Linked DNA regions of Homo sapiens: region 1 is linked to region 2. A link is an interaction called in ENCODE POLR2A ChIA-PET data of the cell type or tissue named here. Cell type or tissue: endothelial cell of umbilical vein. All regions are shown on one strand. Each heading gives the region's core, and the rest is flanking DNA. Links, peaks and the distances in the headings are about the cores only.

Region 1 (9,675 bases), core at 744-8,743, 93 kb before region 2:
AGGTGGAGGCTGCGGTGAGCCAAGATCACGTCACTGCACTCCAGCCTAGGCAGCAGAGCAAGACTCTGTCTGAAAAAAAAAATAATAAGAAGAAGAATCCCTGACATCAAGGAAACCTCAGTAAGGTGTAGTTTCTCTTATTATTGATAGCTTTCTTTTCTGCTCCAGGGAAGAATAGGTGGTCTTGTCCCTCCCTTTCTTTCTCCCTTCCTTCCCTCCTTAACTAAGCAAAGAGAGAAGATGTATGATATTAGGGGACACAAAGATCATGTCGAGGCTTTTTTTTTCTTCTGTCCTCTTTATTCTCTAGTGCCAGACAGTGTTCCACTGTTTTCCACACTAGCTTCTGTGCTGTTTTGAGGAGATGTACTACTCAGACTTTTGTAGTAATTGTACACCCACGTGTAGTAAGTCCAGGAGCCAGATCCAAAGGGTTTACCTGCAGCCTGTGGAATGTTCTGGGAGCATCTGTGGGGTTGCATTCTGATGTCTTACTCTCGTGTCACAGTGGTGGGTGTGGTAACCTATACACATTGTTCTTTTATCTGATTTGAAGCAGATTCCATGAGTAGGCACCTTTCTGTTAGCTAATACCAGCATCAAAATGGCAAGAAATCATAGTTTCTGTGCTGGGATATTTCTCACAGGAATTTAATAAGATTACATTTTCCATTTGTTGGAATGTGTATAATAATATTTTGAGACTTAGCTCTTTTTGTACATCCCACAAAAGGAACAAACGTTTGGAAAAGTGTGAGGATAACCAGGAGCATTGATGTCTTAGAAGCTTAAGTGAGGGGCCGGGCATGGGGTTCTCACCCGTGATCCCAGCACTTTGGGAGGCTGAGGTGGGTGGATCACTTGAGGCTAGGAGTTCAAGACCAGCCTGGCCAACATGGTGAAACCCTGTCTCTACTAAAAATACAAAAATTAGCTGGGCAAGGTGGTGCATGCCTGTAGTCCAAGCTACTCATGAGGCTGAGGCAGGAGAATTGCTTGAACCCAGGAGGTGGAGGTTGCGTGAGGAAGGTGTTTCAAGACATAGATTTGATAGACTTGGGCGAGACACTCAGGAAAGTAATGTAGCATGGAGTGTGTGTTGATTGGGCAAGAGAGAGAGAAAAATGAGAAAGGAACTAGGTCCTCAGGAAGGAGGGGGGTGGAACAGAGCAGGGATGGAGGCATCGGCCTCAGCAAAGGGCCGGGAGCTCATCTATGGTAGCAGGAGGGGAAGCAGAATGTGGGCAGAGCCAGGCAGATAGTAGATGTGCAGTTTAACTAGAAACCTTCCAGAATGTATTAGGGATTTGGCTTTTATCCACAGAGAGCTAAAACAAATGAGTGATGTGCTCAGATTTCTGGTTTGAATAGATTCCTCCAGCTGCACTGGCAGGAATGGATGGGGCTGAGCACAGTGGCTCATGCCTGTAATCCCTGCACTTTGGAAGGCTGAGGTGGGAGGATCACTTGAGCCCAGGAGTTTGAGACCAGCCTGTGCAACATAGTGAGACCCGATATCTAGAAAAAAAAAAATAGCTGGGTATGGTGGCACACACTTGTTAGAATAAACCCAGCTACTTGGGGAGGCTAAGGTGGGTGGATCACATGAGCCCAGGAGCTGGAGATTGCAGTGAGCTATAATCTCACCATTGCACTCTAGCCTGGGTGACAGAGCAAGACCTAGTCTCAAAAAATAAATAAATAAATAAAAAGGCCAGGTGCGGTGGCTTATGCCTATAATCTTAGCACTCTGAGAGGCCGAGACGGGTGGATCATCTGAGGTCAGGCATTTGAGACCAGGCTGGCCAATATGGTGAAACCCCATCTCTACTAAAAATACAAAAATTAGTCAGGCATGGTGGCAGGCATCTGTAGTCCCAGCTACTCAGGAGGCTGAGGCAGGAGAATCGCTTGAACCCAGGAGGCGGAGGTTGCAGTGAGTCGAGATCGCGCCACTGCACTCCAGCCTGGGCAACAGAGCGAGACTCCGTCTCAAAAATAATAATAATAATAAATAATAATAAAAGGACAGCCCACAGAATGGGAGAAAATATTTGCAAGTTAGTTATCTAATAAAAATCTAGTGTTCAGAACATAAAAAGAACGTTTTTTAGCTCAGGGCTAAAAAGACAAATAACCCTAATTTAAAATGGGCAAAGGATTTGAATAGACACTTCTCCAGAGAAAACATACAAGTGGCCGAAAAGCACATATAAATATGCTCAGCATCATTAGGTCTTAGGGAAATGCAAATCCAAACCACAAAATGCTGCACCCAGTGTGGAAGACAGTTTGACCATTCTTCAAAACCACACACAAGATTACCATATGATCGGCAATTTTACTCCTAGGAATATACCAAAGAGAATTGAAAACATGTTCACATAAAAACATGTACACAAGTGTTCATAGCAGTGTTTTTTTTTTTTTTTTTTTTTTTGAGATGGAGTCTAGCTCTGTCACCCAGGCTAGAGTGCAGTGGTGCCATCTTGGCTCACTGTAACCTCCGCCTCCCCAGTTCAAGCGATTCTCCTGCCTCAGCCTCCTGAGTAGCTGGGATTATAGGTGTGCACCATCACACCCGCCTAATTTTTTTATTTTTATTTTTTGTATATTTACTAGAGACGGGATTCCACCTTGTTGGCCAGGCTGGTCTTGAACTCCTGACCTCAAGTGATCCGCTTGCCTCGGCTTCCCAAAGTACTGGGATTACAGGCAAGAGCCACCATGCCTGGCCAATAGCAGCACTTTTTATAATAGCCACAAGGTGGAAGCAATCCAAATGGCCATCAATTGAATGAATATAAACAAATATCCACACAGTGGAATATTATTCAGCCATAAAAATAGATATAACATACTGACACAGGCTACAACATAGATTAACCTTGGAAACATGCTAATGTTTCATATGCCTATGATTCCATTTCTGTTAAATGTATTCTGTAGCGAATAGACAAATCCATAGAGACAGAAACTAGATTAATGGTTGCCAAGTTCTAGGAGTGGGGGAATAAGGAATGACTGCCAAGGGTTACAGGGTTTCTTTAGGGGATGATGAAATGTTCTGGAATTACGTAGTGAGGTTGGTTGTACAACCTTGTGAATATATTAAACATATTAAAAACCACTGAATTGGTATGTCAATTATATCCCAATTAAAAAGAAAACCAGGCATTGAGCCAGATTTGGCCTGCAGGCTGTAGTTTGCCAACCTCTCACCTAGACATTGAGTTTCATTATGTAATAATGCATTTACTTGTGTCAAAATTAGAAAGATCTCAAACATTATACAGGGAAAAGCCTCTCCTAATTCTTTTCTCTAGGCAAAGACAAAGCAGTCTTTGACAGTACATTTCACTGAAAATTAACAGAGCCCAGGTGGGATTATGGCTCATACCTATAATCCCAACACTTTGTGAGGCAGAGGCAGGCAGATTGCTTGAGCTCAGGAGTTCGAGACCATCCTGGCCAACAGGTTATACCTGTCTCTACAAAAAATACAAAAATTAGCTGGGTGTGGTGTTGTGTCCCTGTAGTCCGAGCTGCTCAGGAAGCTGAGGTGGAAGGCTTGTACCTGGGAGGCAGAGGTTGCAGTAAGCCAAGATTGTGTCACTGCACTCCAGCCTGGGTGACAGAGCCAGACCTTGTCTCAAAAAAAAAAAAAAAAAAAAAAAAAAAAAGAAAATTAACAGACATACAGAAAAGTGCACATAAGTGGACAGCTCCATGGATTTCACAAAGGGAGCACAGTCACATAATCAGCATCCAGGTCGGGAAACAGCATAACCAGCAAAGCCCCCTGAGCCTCCTACCAGTTACCACCCAGTCCCCTCCCAAGGTAGCCAACATCCTCGCATCCAGATGGCTTTCACTCTCCCTGGTTACAAACTGCTTTTCTTAACAAGCTTTTTTTTTTTTTTTTTTTTGAGACAGAGTCTTGCTCTGTCATCCAGGCTAGAGTGCAGTGGCCCAATCGGCTCACTGCAACCTCCGCCTCCGGGGTTCAAGTGATTCTCCTGTCTTAGGCTTCCAAGTACCTGGGATTACAGGCACCTGCCACCACACTTGGCTAATTATTGTATTTTCAGTAGAGACGGGATTTCACCATGTTGGTCAGGCAGGTGACCTCAGGTGATCCACCTGCCTTGGCCTCCCAAAGTGCTGGGGTTACAGGCGTGAGCCACTGTGCCCAGCCTGCTTTTCTTAACAAGCTTGAAATGCAAAGATAAACAGTGTAGTCTTTGTGACTGAATGGTGTGGATGCTTTCACTGTTGTTTTTGGATATGGTACAACTTTTATCTCCAGTGTAATGGCTCCATGGCTGGGAAGGCAGCGACAATGACAGCACACAGCACTGTTGGGTTTTCTTTTACTCTATTTTCCTAACAACTTAGTGTTTGGATTTTACCCTTTAGAAGTTGGATTCAAGCTTCCTTCTTGAGGTAGCCCCTAAGTGTCATGGGCTCAAACACCCACTACCAAAAGAGTCTGCTCTTTTCATGGTAGCTTTTGGCAGACCTGGAAGGAGATTGTGTCACATGGCCTGTAAACAAAACCAGTAATTCACTGGGTGAAGACCAAATGCCTCATCAACTGCCAAGCCTCTGTCTGTCTCCCTTAGATCAGTAGCCCATGATCCCTTTACGAACCTCAGCCTCGGCTCTGCTTTTATTGTTTTTCACTGCATAGCGCTGCCTTTGCTATGTCCTTTAGTTCACCATCTATGAATTGGCAAGAAAAATTTTCTTGCCAGGCACAGTGGCTCACTCCTGTGCTCCCAGCACTTTGGGAGGCTGAAGTGGGAGCATTGCTTGAGCCCAGAAGTTTGAGACCAGCCTGGGCAACATAGAGAGACCCCATCTCTACACAAAATTTAAACAAAAATTAAAAAATTAGCCGGGTGTGATGGCGCTTGTGTGTAGTCCCAGCTACTTCAGAAGCTAAGGTAGGAGGATCACTTGAGCCCCAGAGTTCAAGGCTGCAGTAAGCTGTGTTTGCACCACTGCATGCCATCTTGGCTCACTGTAACCTCCGCCTCCCCAGTTAAGGTGATTCTCCTGCCTTAGCCTCCTGAGTAGCTGGGATTATAAGTGTGCATCACCATGCCTGTAGACAGAGCAAGACCCTATCTCAAGCAAAGAAACTCAAAATAATTATGATTTCCCCAACAAAATGCAGGCAATGGTCCCTATGGTCCCAAAAGTAATATAGATGTTTCACATCATGTGATTTTATTCCTTAGTAACCTTCCTTTCTATGAAATCATCTCTAAGAGGGCTAAATGATCCTTTCTTGTGGACTGTGTTGTTAAAATGAAAAGTCCATTTTGCTGATACGTAATCTACCTTTCCATGTAATTTTTTAAAAAATCCCTTAATAGCTCTACAGATGTGAGCCCTGTAGATTCTTTGTCTCAGACAGTTCTTTCTCTTATATTTTCTCTAATATTTTTTTCCTGCATTTTTTGTTTCTGTTTGTTTCTTGTCAAATTGACATCAATGCTTTTCTCCTTACTCACCCTTCCAGCTGTCTCCCCAAGTGGGGTAGATTCCCAGTGTTGCTTGGAGAACATTCCTACAGTCCCAGAGCCACACACAGACCAGGTGTGGGTGTGTGAAGGCTCACAAGTGATTGCAGTTAGATATTTCCAGATTCTTCTTTGTAAATGCTGATCAGTTTGCATAACCACCAGCAAAGAAGAGAATACCTCTTTCAATCTTTGACAATCTGAGAAGTGAAAAGTGGTATCTCTTATTGTTTATAGTAACGTTTACAGGGTGTTTTTTTTTGTTTTTTTTTTTTAGGGCTTTCTATTTATTCAATTATTATTATTTGAGACAGAGTGTTGCTCTATTACTCAGGTTAGAGTGCAGTGGCACAATCTCAGCTCACTACAACTTGTGCCTCCAGGGTTCAAGCGATTCTCCTGCCTCAGCCTTCCCAGTAGCTAGGATTACAGGCACCTGCCACCACGCCCAACTACTTTTTGTATTTTTACTAGAGACAGGGTTTTACCATGTTGGCCAGGCTGGTCTCAAACTCCTGACGTCAAGTGATCTGCCTGCCTCGGCCTCCCAAAGTGCTGGGATTACAGGCATGAGCTACCGTGGCTGGCCTATTTATTTGATTATATCATCTGCAAATAGTGATACTTCTCCCTCCTTTCCAATTTGTGTATCTCCATAATACATCTCGTGACTCTAGCTGAGTTGGCTAATGCCCCAGAACAATGTAGATAACATTGGCAATCAAGGTTGTCCTTGCCATGTTTTGACTTTAATTGGAGTGCTTCTAGCACTGCCTCGGTAAACATGATACTGAGTTTTGGAGGTCAGGGAAATATTTAGCTGCTCATATGTTATTGAGAGTTTTTTAAAAATCAAGAATAGATGTTGAAATATCTATTAACATGGCAAATTATTATGAGATCCTCTAATTTTGAGTCATCCTGGCATTCATGAAACAAAAACCCTTTTGTGTTTATCAATTATTATTTTAATATGCTGCTGGATTTTGTTTGCTTATTTGTGCATCTCCATTTGTTTATTTAATTCATCCTTGCATCTCCATTCATAAGAGATATGAATGTGTATATGTGAGGTATTTCTGTTATGTTTTCATAACAGTGTTATGTTTGTTCCATCAAGTTTGTGTGAGAGCTGTTCTCGTTTCTCTGCTGGGGCAGTGTTTACACAGAGAATTGGAAGGCGCTGTCCTTCAAGCCGCCGCAACACCCCTGGACATCTGGGCCAGATGCCTTTGTGTGGAGGGGAAAGGGGAGTAGGACCTTTCTTTCACAACATTCTCTAGTTTTTCTGTTTCTGTTTTCTTGTTTTTTGCAATCCATTTTGGTAAATCCTATTTTTGTAGCAAATTATCCATTTCATCCATAGAATTCACCAAGCCCTTACCAATTTAGTGTTTTCTTGGTATTTTACCCATGCTGCAATTTCAGTTTTGATTTCCTTTTCTGACCTCATAATTGGTTAACAATGAGGTTTTTTCGACTGGGCACGGTGGCTCCCGCCTGTAATCCCAGCACTTTGGGAGGCCGAGGCGGGTGGATCACTTGAGGTCAGAGACCAGTCTGGCCAACATGGTGAAACCCTCTCTACTAAAAGTACAAAAATTAGCCAGGCATGGTGGCACGTGCCTGTAATCCCAGCTACTCGGGGCTGAGGCAGGAGAATCGCTTGAACCCAGGAGGTGGAGGTTGCAGTGAGCTGAGATCGCGCCACTGCACTGCAGCCTGGGCGACGGAGGGAGACCCTGTCTCAAAAAAAAAAAAAGAATGAGGTTTTTTTCTTTGTGATCTACCATATGGAAAGGTTTGTATATATTTTATGGCATTGTTTGGGAAAAATGCAAACTGTGTGCTTCCTATGCTCTCACATCACCACAATCATGACCACAGAAGAGTTCTGTGACCAAATGTGTTGGGTTTCTTCCCCACACACCAAGCAGCAGACACCCGCTGGGTGTCCTCTGATTTAATTCCAACACTATTTACCCAGAGATAGCATCAGATTCCATGAGTTGAGGGCTGAGTCCCCAAGCCTGCCTCCCTTCAGGCACTAGTTCAGTCCCAAATCTGCCTCCCCACTTTCAGGCACTAGCTGCAGGTCAGGGCCTCAGGCCTCCAGAATTTCTGACCAACTGGCTCCAGGTAGGGGTTTCCATAACTCCCTCTTTGGGCTCAGTTTGCTGGAGTGGCTCACAGAGCTCAGGATAACACATTTACCAGTTTATTACAAAGGATGTTACAAAGGGTACAGATGAGCAGGTGCATAGGGCGAGGTGTAGGAGAAGGAGCATGGAGTTTCCATGCCCTCCCCGGGCGTGCCACCCTCCAGGAGCCTCCAGAGCTGAGATCGCGCCACTGCACTCCAGCCTGGGTGACAGAGTGAGACTCTTTCTCAAACAAAACAAAACCAAAATATCTCCTGTTACAGATACACATTTCTGTCTTATCCTCTTCGCCTTTCTTTATGAACATTGTTGGTATGTTCAATGGAATTAGGGAAATTAGTTGGGAAATGTTGGCAGTTGTTGGACAAGAGATGATAGTGGCTTACAAAGAAAATGTTGCAGGTAGACCTTCCATGACTTGGTAATGGATTGATTACTAGGTATATTAATCCAGGTTCATACTGCTGTAAAGAACTGCCCGAGACTAGGTAACTTATAAAGGAAAGAGGTTTAATTGACTCACAGTTCACAGCATGGCTGGGGAGGCCTCAGGAAACTTACAATCATGGCAGAAGGTGAAAGAGAAGCAAGGCATCTTCTTCACAAGGCAGCAGGAAGGAGAAGTGTTAAGCGAAGCAGGGAGAGCCCCTTATAAAACCATCAGACCTCGTCGGGTGCGGTGGCTCATGCCTGTAATCCCAGCACTTTGGGAGGCCAAGGTGGGCGGATCATGAGGTCAGGAGATCAAGACCATCCTGGCTAACATGGTGAAACTCCATCTCTACTAAAAATACAAAAAATTAGCTGGGTGTGGTGGCAGGCACCTGTAGTCCCAGCTACTTGGGAGGCTGAGGCAGGAGAATGGTGTGAACCTGGGAATTGGAGTTTGCAGTGAGCAGAGGTCGTGCCACTGCACTCCAGTCTGGGCGACAGAGCGAGACTCAGTCTCAAAAAAAAAAAAAAAGAATAGGTGGAATTGAATTGAGGCCGTCAGTGAACAGTCAGGAACATTGGAAGGCTCATCCATGTGGATGTGCACAAGGAGGTGACAGGAGGAGGAGAAGAGGCAGTGATGGGGAACTGAGAGGAGTGTCAGAGGACAGTAGAGACAGCAAAGAGGAGGGTTGTGGCTTGATGGCATGGTCTTCCTAGAAGCCGGGGTTTTGAAGAGAGGAGATCTAGGCATGATTTAGAAGCATGAAGGGACCAGGCTCCCAGGCACCTGGTGTGTGAAAGGAAAAACAGCCTCCCTAGGCAGGATTCTATCAGGACCAAAGGGAAAGGGCCCTTCAGAGAAGACAGCCCATGTTCCGGAAAGCATGTGAAAGGCTTTGGGAGGTCTGGAAAGGAGATGAGGGTCAACAAGAATGTATTGCCTCATCCAGGCAGTGCGCTGGACACGCAGATGCGCTTGGGAGCCAGCGGTCCCTGCCTTGGCTGCTTGTGGTCTGATGGAGCAGTTGAGGCACAGTGGTGGCAGCTGGCTAAGCACCTGCGGCCTGCTTCGGATCTGGACTAATTCTGAGGGCCGGCTCTCCTGGGCACCAGGGTTAGGGGGTTACGGGGAGTATGTGAGTAACGCCTGCTTTGGGAACATAAACCCCCTCCCCCGCCCCCATGTGCGCTGTGACCCACGCCCTCGCAGTCCTTTCTCTGGAATCATCCATGCGCCCCTGGAGCAAGCTGGGGCGTCTGTGAAGGGGTGGGTGAGAAGGAGCTGAGGTTGCGCCCGCCCTGCAGTCACCTGCTCTCCCCTTTTCCCCGCCCCTGCCCTCCTAGACACCATCCGGAAGATGAAGAACGATTTCCGGAAGATGGAGGATGAGATGGACCGGCTGGCCACCAACATGGCAGTGATCACCGACTTCAGCGCTCGCATCAGCGCCACGCTGCAGGACCGCCACGAGCGCATCACCAAGCTGGCAGGTGGGCGCTGCCGGGCAGGGCCTGCAGTGGGCCTTTCCTGGGGCTCTGGGGCTAAC
Region 2 (9,675 bases), core at 895-8,894:
GATTACAGGTGCCCGCCACCACATCCAGCTAATGTTTGTATTTTTAGTAGAGACGGGGTTTCACCATGTTGGCCAGGCTGGTTTCAAACTCAAGTGATCCACCTGGCTTAGCCTCCCAAATTGCTGGGATTACAGGCGTGAGCCACTGCATCTGTCTTAGCTGTTCTTGACCTCTGTTTTTCCAAATGAATTTTAGAATCAGTTTACCAAGTCTTTTGAAAAACCATTTTGAGATTTTAATTTGGAATTACATGAAACCTATAGACCAATTTGGGGAGACTTGACATTTTTATAATTTTAAGTCTTATCCAAGGATATGGTGTATCTCTTCATTTATTTTGGCCTTTAATGTCTTTCAATAGAATGTTGTATTTTTTATCATAAAGAATTTATACATCTCTTGAGATTTAATGCTAGGTACACTATAATTTTGTTTCTATTATAAATAGTATGTTCTTTAAAATTACATCTCCCAAGTGATCTTGTTGCTCATACGATAACATGCATTTGACCTTTTAGATGTAGTTTTTATATCCAGCAAATTTTTTAAAACTAATTAATCTTACTGATTCATCTGTATGTATTTTTTGGCACGATCTTAGCTCACTACAACTTCTGCTTCCCTGGTTCAAGTGATTCTCGTGCCTCAGCTTCCCGAGTAGCTGGGATTACAGGCGTGCGGCACCACACCTGGCTAATTTTTGTATTTTTATTAGAGACAGGGTTTCACCATGTTGGCCAGGGTGGTCTCGAACTCCTGACCTCAGGTGATCTGCCTGCCTTGGCCTCCCAAAGTGCTGGGATTACAGTGAGCCACTGCGTCCAGCCCTTTTTGGTTTTCTAATTAGGAATATAGCATCTGCAAATAATGACAGATTGTTTCTTCTTTTCTAATTCTTACAACTTTTGTTACTTTTTCTTGTCTAATATGCTGCCTAGAACTGTAGAGCTTCCTGCTCTTGTTCCTCCCTTTTTTTTATTCTTATTTTTAGGAGCAACCCTATTAACTAAGCCTCACTCTTAAAGGGGAAGTTTTCACCACTAAGTACCTTTCTAATCTAGGTTTTTTGTGGATACCTTTTATCAGACTAATGAAGTTTAATATTGTTAAATACTTTGAATTGTCTATATTATGATGATAGTATGCTTTTTTCTTTTATTTATTAAAATGGTCCCAGGAATTTGTGAACAGCTTGGGCAATACAGTGAGACCTCATCTCTACAAAAAATTTAAAAAATTAGCCTGGTATGGTGGCACACACCTGTAGTCCCAGCCACTCAGGAGGCTGAGGAGGGAGGATCATTTGAGCCAGGGAGGTAGAGGCTACAGTGAGCCATGTTTGCGCCACTGCACTCCACCCTGGGCAACAGAACATGACCCCATTTAAAAAAAATAAAATGGTAAATTGCATTTGTTGCTTTTCTAACGTTAAATCAACTTTACATTCTTGAGATAAAAACAACATGGTCACGAGTGACGTTTGCCTGTTATTTTCCTTTCTTATACTAACCATACTGGTATCAGTGCTATGTTCTTCCTGTACAGTGAGGTGGGAAGTATCCTCTCTTTTTCTGTTTCCTAGAAGAGTTTACCTAAGATGGGAGTGATTTGTTGCTTGAATGGTTGGTAGAACTTGTCTGTAAAGCTGTCAGGCTTGCTTTTTTCTTTGTATGAAGATTAATGATATTCAGTATTGAAAGTTAAAGGTTATAGAATTGTTCAGATTTTCTGTTTCTTGAGCCAATTTTGATGAGTTGTATTTTCTTTTGTTTTTTCTTTTTCTTTTTCTTTCTTTTTTTTTTTAAGAGAGACAGGGTTTTTTAGAGAGAGGTTACTCACTGCAACCTCGAACTCCTGAGCTCAAATCCTGCCTCAGCCTCCTGAGTAGCTGGGACTACACAGGTGTGAGCCTCTATGATTGGCTAATTTTTTATTTTTATAGAGATGGGGGTCTCACTATGTTGCCCAGGCTTATCTCGAATTCCTGGGCTCAAGTGATCCTCCCACCTTGGCCTCCCAAAGTGCTGAGATTACAGGCATGAGCCACTGTGCCCAGCCCTGAGTTGTATTTTCTAATAATTTATTCTTTGCATCTGTTTTCAAAGTTATTAGCACAAAGTTATCCTTAATATACTCTTTTTTTTTTTTTTGAGACAGAGTCTTGCTCTGTCGCCCAGGCTGGAGTGCAGTGGTGCCATCTCAGCTTACTGCAAGCTCTGCCTCCCGGGTTCACGCCATTCTCCTGCCTCAGCCTCCCGAGTAGCTGGGACTACAGGTGCCCACCACCACGCCTGGCTAATTTTTTTTTTTTTTTTTGTATTTTTAGTAGAGATGGGGTTTCACCATGGTCTCGATCATCTGACCTTGTGATCCTCCTGCCTCGGCCTCCCAAAGTGCTGGGATTACAGGCGTGAGCCACTGCACCCAGCCCCCTCTTAATATACTCTTATGTCTCGTGTATAATAATGTCCCCTTTTTATGCATGGGATTGCTCATTTGCATTGTCTCTTTTGTCTTTATTAATCCTGCAAGAAGTTTGTCAATATAAATCTTTACAAATAAATGACTTTTGGCCAGCTGCACTCAGGAGATCGAGACCATCCTGGCCAACACAGTGAAACCCCGTCTCTACTAAAAATACAAAAAATTAGCCGGGCGTAGTGGCAGGTGCCTGTGGTCCCAGCTGCTTGGGAGGCTGAGGCAGGAGAATGGTGTGAACCTGGGAGACAGAGCTTGCAGTGAGCCGAGGTCGCGCCACTGCACTCCAGCCCGGGCAATAGAGCGAGACTCTGTCTCAAAAAAAAAAAAAAAAAAAAAGACTTTTGACTTTGTTGGTCCTTTGTATAGTATTTCTTTTTCTTTTATTATTTTTACTTATTTATTTAGAGATGGGGTCTTGCTCTATTGCCCAGGCTGGAGTGCAGTGGCACAATCCTAGTCCTCTGTGATCCTAGGTCACTGCAGCCTAAATTCCTGGCTCAGGTGATCCTCTCACTTCAGCCTCCCAAGTGGCTGGGATTATACGTGTGTGCCACAGTGCCTGGTAGTATTTTTTTCATATATCATTAATCTTTACTGTTTATTATCTCATTCCTTCTACTTTCTTTGGATTGATTTTTTTTTTTTTTTTTTTTTTTTGAGATAGTCTCACTCTGTCACCTCGGCTGGAGTGGTGCGATCTTGGCTCACTGCAACCTCCACCTCCTGGGTTTAAGCGATTCTCTTGCCTCAGCCTCCCAAGTAACTGGAATTACAGGCATGCGCCACCATGCCCAACTAATTTTTTTTTTTGTATTTTTAGTAGATACCAGGTTTGACCATGTTGGCCAGGCTGGTCTTGAATTCCTGACCTCAACTGATCCGCCCTGCTGTGGGCTCCCAAAGTGCTAGGATTATAGGCGTGAGCCACCACGCTCGGCCTGGATTGACTTTTTGACTTTATTTTATGACTTCTTAAATTAGATGCTTATTTCGTTAATTTAGATTTTTAAAATTTAAGCAACTAAAGTGATAAATTTCCTTTTAAGTACATCGTTAATTAAGTTACACAATTTTGATACATAGTGTTTTTGAAAATCGTGAATGAGTATAATTCACACACCAGAAAATTTGCACTTTTAATGTGTGAAATTTAGTGGTTTTTAGTGTACCCACAGCGTTGTGTAAGCATTGCCGTTATCCAGAGCATTTCTTCACCGCCCCCACCCCGAAAATCCCGTAATTATTGGCCATCACTTTCTATCCCTTTCTCCCTAGCAACCATGAATCTACTTTTTGTCTCTATAAATTTACCTATTCTGGACTTTTTTGCCTTAGCATAATGTTTTCAAGCTTCATTTATGGTGTAGAAGTACTTCATCTCTTTTTTATGGCAGATTAATCTTCCATGATATGGATATACCACATTTTGCTGATTCATTCATCAGTTGATGGACATTTGTGTTATTTCCAGTTTTTGGCTATGTGGAGAATGTTCCTGTGAACATTCATGTGCATGCGTTTCAACATATGTTTTCAGTTCTCTGGGGCCTATAACTAGGAGTGAAATTGTTGGGCCATAGGGTAATTCCATGTTTAATTTTTTGAGGAACTGCCAATTGTTTTCCAAAGCAGCAGCACCATTTTATATCCCCACCAACAACATGTGAGGGTTCTGATTTCTCCACATCCTCTTCAACACTAGTTATTGCTCTTCTTTTTGATTATAGCCATCCTAGTGGGTGTGAAGTGGTATCACTGAAGTTTTTTGGGGTTTTTTTTTTTTTTTTTTTTTTTTTTTGAGTCTGGATCTTGCTCTATCACCTAGGCTGAAGTGCAGTGGCGCCATCTCAGCTCACTGCAACCTCTGCCTCCCAGGTTCAAGTGATTCTCCTGCCTCAGCCTCCCTTAGTCCCTAGCTGGGACTACAGGTGCACACTGCCACACCCAGCTAATTTTTGTAGTTTTAGTAGAGACAGGGTTTCACCCTTCAGACCAGCCGTGTTGGTCAGGCTGGTCTCAAACTCCTGACCTCGTGATCTGCCCACGTCAGCCTCCCAAAGTGCTGAGATTACAGGTGTTAGCCACCGCGCCCGGCCAATTTTCTGAATTTTTAAAATCATGAACTGATGTGCTTTTTGTGCATCAATTGAGATGATCATTTTGAGGTTTTTTTCCCCTTCATTCTATTAATGTGGTATATTACATTGATCAACTTTCCTTTGTTGAACTACCCTTGCATTCCTGGGATAAATCCCACTTCATCATGGTGTATATTCCTTTTAATATGCTGTTGGGTTGGGTTCATCGCTTTTTTTGGGAGGGGGTGGATTTTTGCATCTATATTCATAAGTGATATTGGTCTGTAATCTTCTTTCCTTGTGGTGTCTTTATCTGGCTTTAAGGTAATGCTGGCCTCCTGGGATGAGTTAGGAAGTGTCCCCTCATCTTCAGTTATTTAGAAGAGTTTGAGGATTGGTGTTAATTTGTCTTTAAATGTTTGGTGGAATTTCGAAGCCATCTGGTCCTGGACATTTCTTTGGTGAGAAGTTTTTTGTTGTTGTTGATTCAGTCTTTTTATTATTATAGGTCTATTTAGATTTTCTATTTTTCCTAGGTCAGTTTTGGTGCTTTGTTTCTTTCTAGGAATTTGTTCTTTTTGTCTATATTATCTAATTTATTATCATATAATTGTCTATAGTGTTTCCTTGTAATCTTTTTATTTTTGTTAGGCTGGTAGTGATGTCCCTCTTTAATTCCTGATTTTAGTAATTTGAGTCCTCTGTCTTTTCTCCTGTTTAGGCCAGGTAAAGAATTGTCAATTTTGTTGAGCTTTTCAAAGAACTATTGGTTTTATTGATTTTTCTTTATTGTTTATTCTCTATTTCATGTATTTGGACTTTAATCTTCATTATTTCTTTTCTTCTGCTTGCTTTGGGTTCAATTTGCCCATTTTCTTTTTTCTTAAATCCCAAGAACCAGTGAAAGTTCATTTTCTAGTTTCTTTTTTTAATTTAATAAATCCATTTTTTATTTCATATATCATAGTGGGACATATTTTTGGGGTACATGTGATATTTTGATAACGTATACAATGTGTAATGATCAAATCAGGGTAATTGGGATCCATCGCCTCAAACATTTATCTTTTCTTTGTGTTGGAGACATTACAATTCTTCTAGCTATTTTGAAATATACAGTAAACTACTGTTAACTATAATTTCCCCTGCCTTACTGTCAAATACTAGAACTTATTCCTTCTATTTAACTGCCTTTTCTAGTTTCTTAAGGTGGAAGGTTAGGTTATTGATTTGATAGCTCTCTCTTTTAATATATGTACATTTTTCATGGCCATGCTATGTAATTTCTCATTACCATTATCATCTCTTTCCGATAAACTAGTTATTTTAGAAGAATGTTTTTTAAAACATAAAAAAATTTCTAACTTAATTTTCTCATAGTAAAAAAATGTGACCTACATAAGATCATAGCTTTGAAGTGAACAGAAGCTGGTGCTATGGCTCAGTGTATGATGAATTTTCATAAAGGTTCCTTCGTTCTTGAAAAGACTGGCTAACAAATTGTGACTGTAGGTGAAGCACTCCTAAGTATTTTAAATATGATAATTAGCTTAACTCACACTGAGCCTATGAGGCAGGAACTATTATTATCCTTATCTTAGGGATAATAAAGAAACTGAGGCACAGAAAGATTTAAGCAACTTGATGAAGTCACTGATCTATGAAGTGGCAAAACTGGGATTTGAACCCAGGCAGAGGGATCCTGAAGTCTGTTCTCTCAGCCAGTACGCTATTCTCTGAGTACTAGGGGGATTGTTCTATAATTGTCCATTATATCAAACTTATTGTTTTGTCTGCTTAATCTATCAATTACTGAAAGAAAGAAAGAAAGATGATAAAAATCTTATAACATCCTAATGGCTTTGCCAATTTCTCTCTGTATTTCTATCAATTATTTTTCATTATATATTTTGAGCTATGATATTTGGTACATCACATTTAGAATTCTTATAAGCGCCTAGTGAATTAAACATTTTTTAAAATCTAGTGACCACCTTCATCTCTAATAATTATTTTTACTTTCAAGTCTATTTCAGCCAATGTTTCTATAGCTAATTCAGGGTTTTTTTTTGTTGAATTTTTAAAATATATCTTTTTATACTGTTTGATGTCCAATCTTTCTATAGCCCAATGTTTTGTTTTCTTGTAAACAGCACTAGCCAGCTTTTTAGTAATCCAGTTTGAAAAATTTTGTCCACGCTGGGCACAGTGGCTCACGCCTGTAATCCCAGAACTTTGGGAGGCCCAGGTGGACGGATCACCTGAGGTCAGGAGTTCGAGACCAGCCTGGCCAACATGGTGGAACCCCATCTCTACCAAAAATACAAAAATTAGCCGGGCAAGGTGGGTAGGTGCCTGTAATGCCAGCTACTAGGGAGACTGAGGCAGGAGAATCACTTGAACCTGGGAGGTGGAGGTTGCAGTGAGCCAAGATTGTGCCATTGCACTCCAGCCTGGGTGAAAAGAGCAAAACTCTATCTGAAAAAAAAAAAAAAAAAAAAAGACAAAGGAATATTTTGTCCTTTGACTAGAGAGTTTAGTTCATTTACACTCACAGTGATTAATGCTGTATTTATTTCAGCTGACTTACTGTGTTTACTTATTTTCTGCTTGTCTTCCTGTCATGCTGCCTTTTGTGTTGAGTTCCTGCTTTTCTCTCTACTAATTTTTTTCTCTGTGAGTTTGAAAGACATAAGAGTTTGCTTAATACATACTAAAGTTAGTTAATCAGTGTCTTTTTTTTTTTTCTCTGAGACAGGGTCTGGCTCTGTCACCCAGGCTGGAGTGTGGTGGCGTGATCTCAGCTCACTGCAACCTCTGCCTCCTGGGCTCAAGCCATCCTCCCACCTGAGCTTCCCGAGTAGCTGAGTGGTACTACAGGTGCACACCACCATGCCTGGCTAATTTTTGCACTTTTTTGGTAGAGATGGGGTTTTGCTCTGTTACCCAGGCTGGTCTCAAACTCCTAGCTCAAGCCATCCACCTGCCTCGGCCTCCCAAAGTGCTAGGATTACAGGCGTGAGCCACTGTGCCCAGCCCTAATCAATGACTTTACCCTCCTCGTGAACAATGCATAAACCTTAGAAATTCAGCTTGAATCACCCCTTTCCTTTGTATATTATGCTATGGTGGGCTAGTATTTTAATTCTAAAGTTTTTTTTTCCTGCCATAATTTAAACATCATCATGATTTGAGATAGCCCATGTTATTTGGATTACCCACAAATAAAAGTATTTTTGTTCAGCATTCTCAGACCTTTCATCTGAGATCATTTTCCATCCACCCGAAACATATCCTTTTGTATTTCCTTTGTTTTGTTTTCTTTTTGAGCAGGCTTGATCTCCTGGTCTCAGGTGAGCCTCCCACCTCAGTGTCTCAAGTAGCTAGGACTACAGGCACATGCCACCATGCCCAGATAATTTTTTTTGGGAGGGTTGGGGGGCAGTTGACGGAGTCGCGCTCTGTCGCCCAGGCTGGAGTGCAGTGGCGCGATCTCCACTCACCGCAACCTCTGCCTCCCAAGTTCAAGCGATTCTTCTTCCTCAGCCTCCCAAGTAGCTGGGATTCTAGGTGTGCACCACCACATCCAGCTAATTTTTGTATTTTTAGTAGAGATGGGGTTTCACCATGTTGACCAGGCTAGTCTCGAACACCTGGCCTCAAGTGATCCACCCTCCTCAGCCTCCCAAAGTGCTGAGATTACAGGCATGAAGTACCACACCTGGCCCTTTTTGTATTTGTATTTTTATTTTTTAGCAAGGGTCTGTTGGTTATAAACTTTCTCAGTGTTTGTCTAAAATGCCTTTATAGTGTGCTTATTCTTGACAGTTCTCTGGATATAGAATTCTGGCTTGACATTATTTTCAGCCTCTCAAAGACACTATTAGTCCTGTTCTGCTTCCATCATTGCTATGTGAGCCAGGAGTCTGTCTACCTTGCCTTCTGGAAAAAATCTTAATTTTTTTTTTCTTTCATACTATACGATTCACCATGATGTGTGGAGGTATGGATTTCTTTTCATTCTGCCTTGAATGTATTGAACTTCCTGGCTATGAATTGATACCTTTCAACAATTCTAGAAAATTTGTAGTCATGATCTTTGAGAATATCACCTCCTTCCCACTCTCTGTATATTCTAATAAAATCTAAACTGGACCTTCTCACTCAATCCTCTCTTTCTCTTAACCTTGCTTTTAGATTTCCCATCTCTTAGTGTCTCTGGATTGCATTCTGGGTTGTTCCTTCAGCTCCTTTCTCAGTTCACTAATTTTCTTTTTTGCTCTGTCAAATCTGTTAGTTATTTCTTCCAAGAACTTAATTTCAATTTTAAAAATTTTGTTTCTAGAAGATGTAATGGATCTTTTCAAATCTGTTCATTTTTGCTCAAATTTTCAAACTTTTCATCTATTTCTTTAAACATAGTAAGCATAGTCTTATATTCTGTGTCTGATAAGGTCAATATCTGAAGTCTTAGTGGTCAGTTTTTGTCCACTGTGGCTGCTGCTCAGTTATCACGCCTTGTTTGCTTGTGAGATCTCTGCCCCGTGAGAGAGTTCTTTGAGTCCTCAGATAAAGTTAAATTGCTCCGGGGTGTTTCTGCTAGTCACCTGGAATGCCACCAATCCAGAACACCTTTTTCGTTCTTTTTTATTTATTTACTTATTTTTTGAGACACAGTCTTGCTCCGGCTGGAGTGCAATGGCATAACCTCAGCTCACTTCAGCCTCGACCTCCCAGGCTCAAGGAATCCTTCCACCTCAGCCTTCCCAGTAGCTGGGACTACAGGCACACACCACCATGCCCAGCTAATTTTTGTAGAGATGGGGTTTTACCACCTCGCCCAGGCTAGTTTTGAGCTCCAGGACTCATGCGATCTGTCTGCTTCAGCCTCCCAAAGTGCTAGGATTACAGGCGTGAGTCTGAGTCACCATACCCAGCTTTGTTCTTTTTTTTTGGAGATGGACTCTCACTCTGTCGCCCAGGCTGGAGTGCAATGGTGTGATCTCGGCTCACTGCAACCTCTGCTCCCCAGGTTTAAGCAATTCTCTGCCTCAGCCTCCTGAGTAGCTGGGATTACAGGCGTGTGCCACTATGTCTGACTAATTTTTTGTATTT

The links. ChIA-PET counts read pairs that join two places held together with the same protein. Peaks named below come from ENCODE experiments on the same cell type or tissue, not always from the same donor. Only the 100,000 strongest peaks of a DNase experiment are listed, where the experiment ranks them.
Region 1: POLR2A ChIA-PET joins it to region 2 with 8 read pairs; 27 of 35 experiments call an interaction of 5 or more read pairs at or near these places.

What each region holds. Positions count from the first base shown.
Region 1 is chr11:65,098,109-65,107,783 of GRCh38, forward strand. It overlaps VPS51 (VPS51 subunit of GARP complex), which reads left to right. Exons shown (of 10, transcript NM_013265.4): 3 at 9,473-9,619. Among named protein-coding and RNA genes, the nearest start is that of VPS51, 6.7 kb to the left of the region's middle. RefSeq lists a silencer at 4,129-4,423. In endothelial cell of umbilical vein, for the core only: no CTCF peak of the experiment used is centred there; a DNase peak (open chromatin) is centred at 4,283.
Region 2 is chr11:65,190,848-65,200,522 of GRCh38, forward strand. The region is part of intron 10 of CAPN1 (calpain 1); the gene reads left to right. Among named protein-coding and RNA genes, the nearest start is that of CAPN1, 14 kb to the left of the region's middle. RefSeq lists a silencer at 9,008-9,208. In endothelial cell of umbilical vein, for the core only: no CTCF peak of the experiment used is centred there; a DNase peak (open chromatin) is centred at 1,524.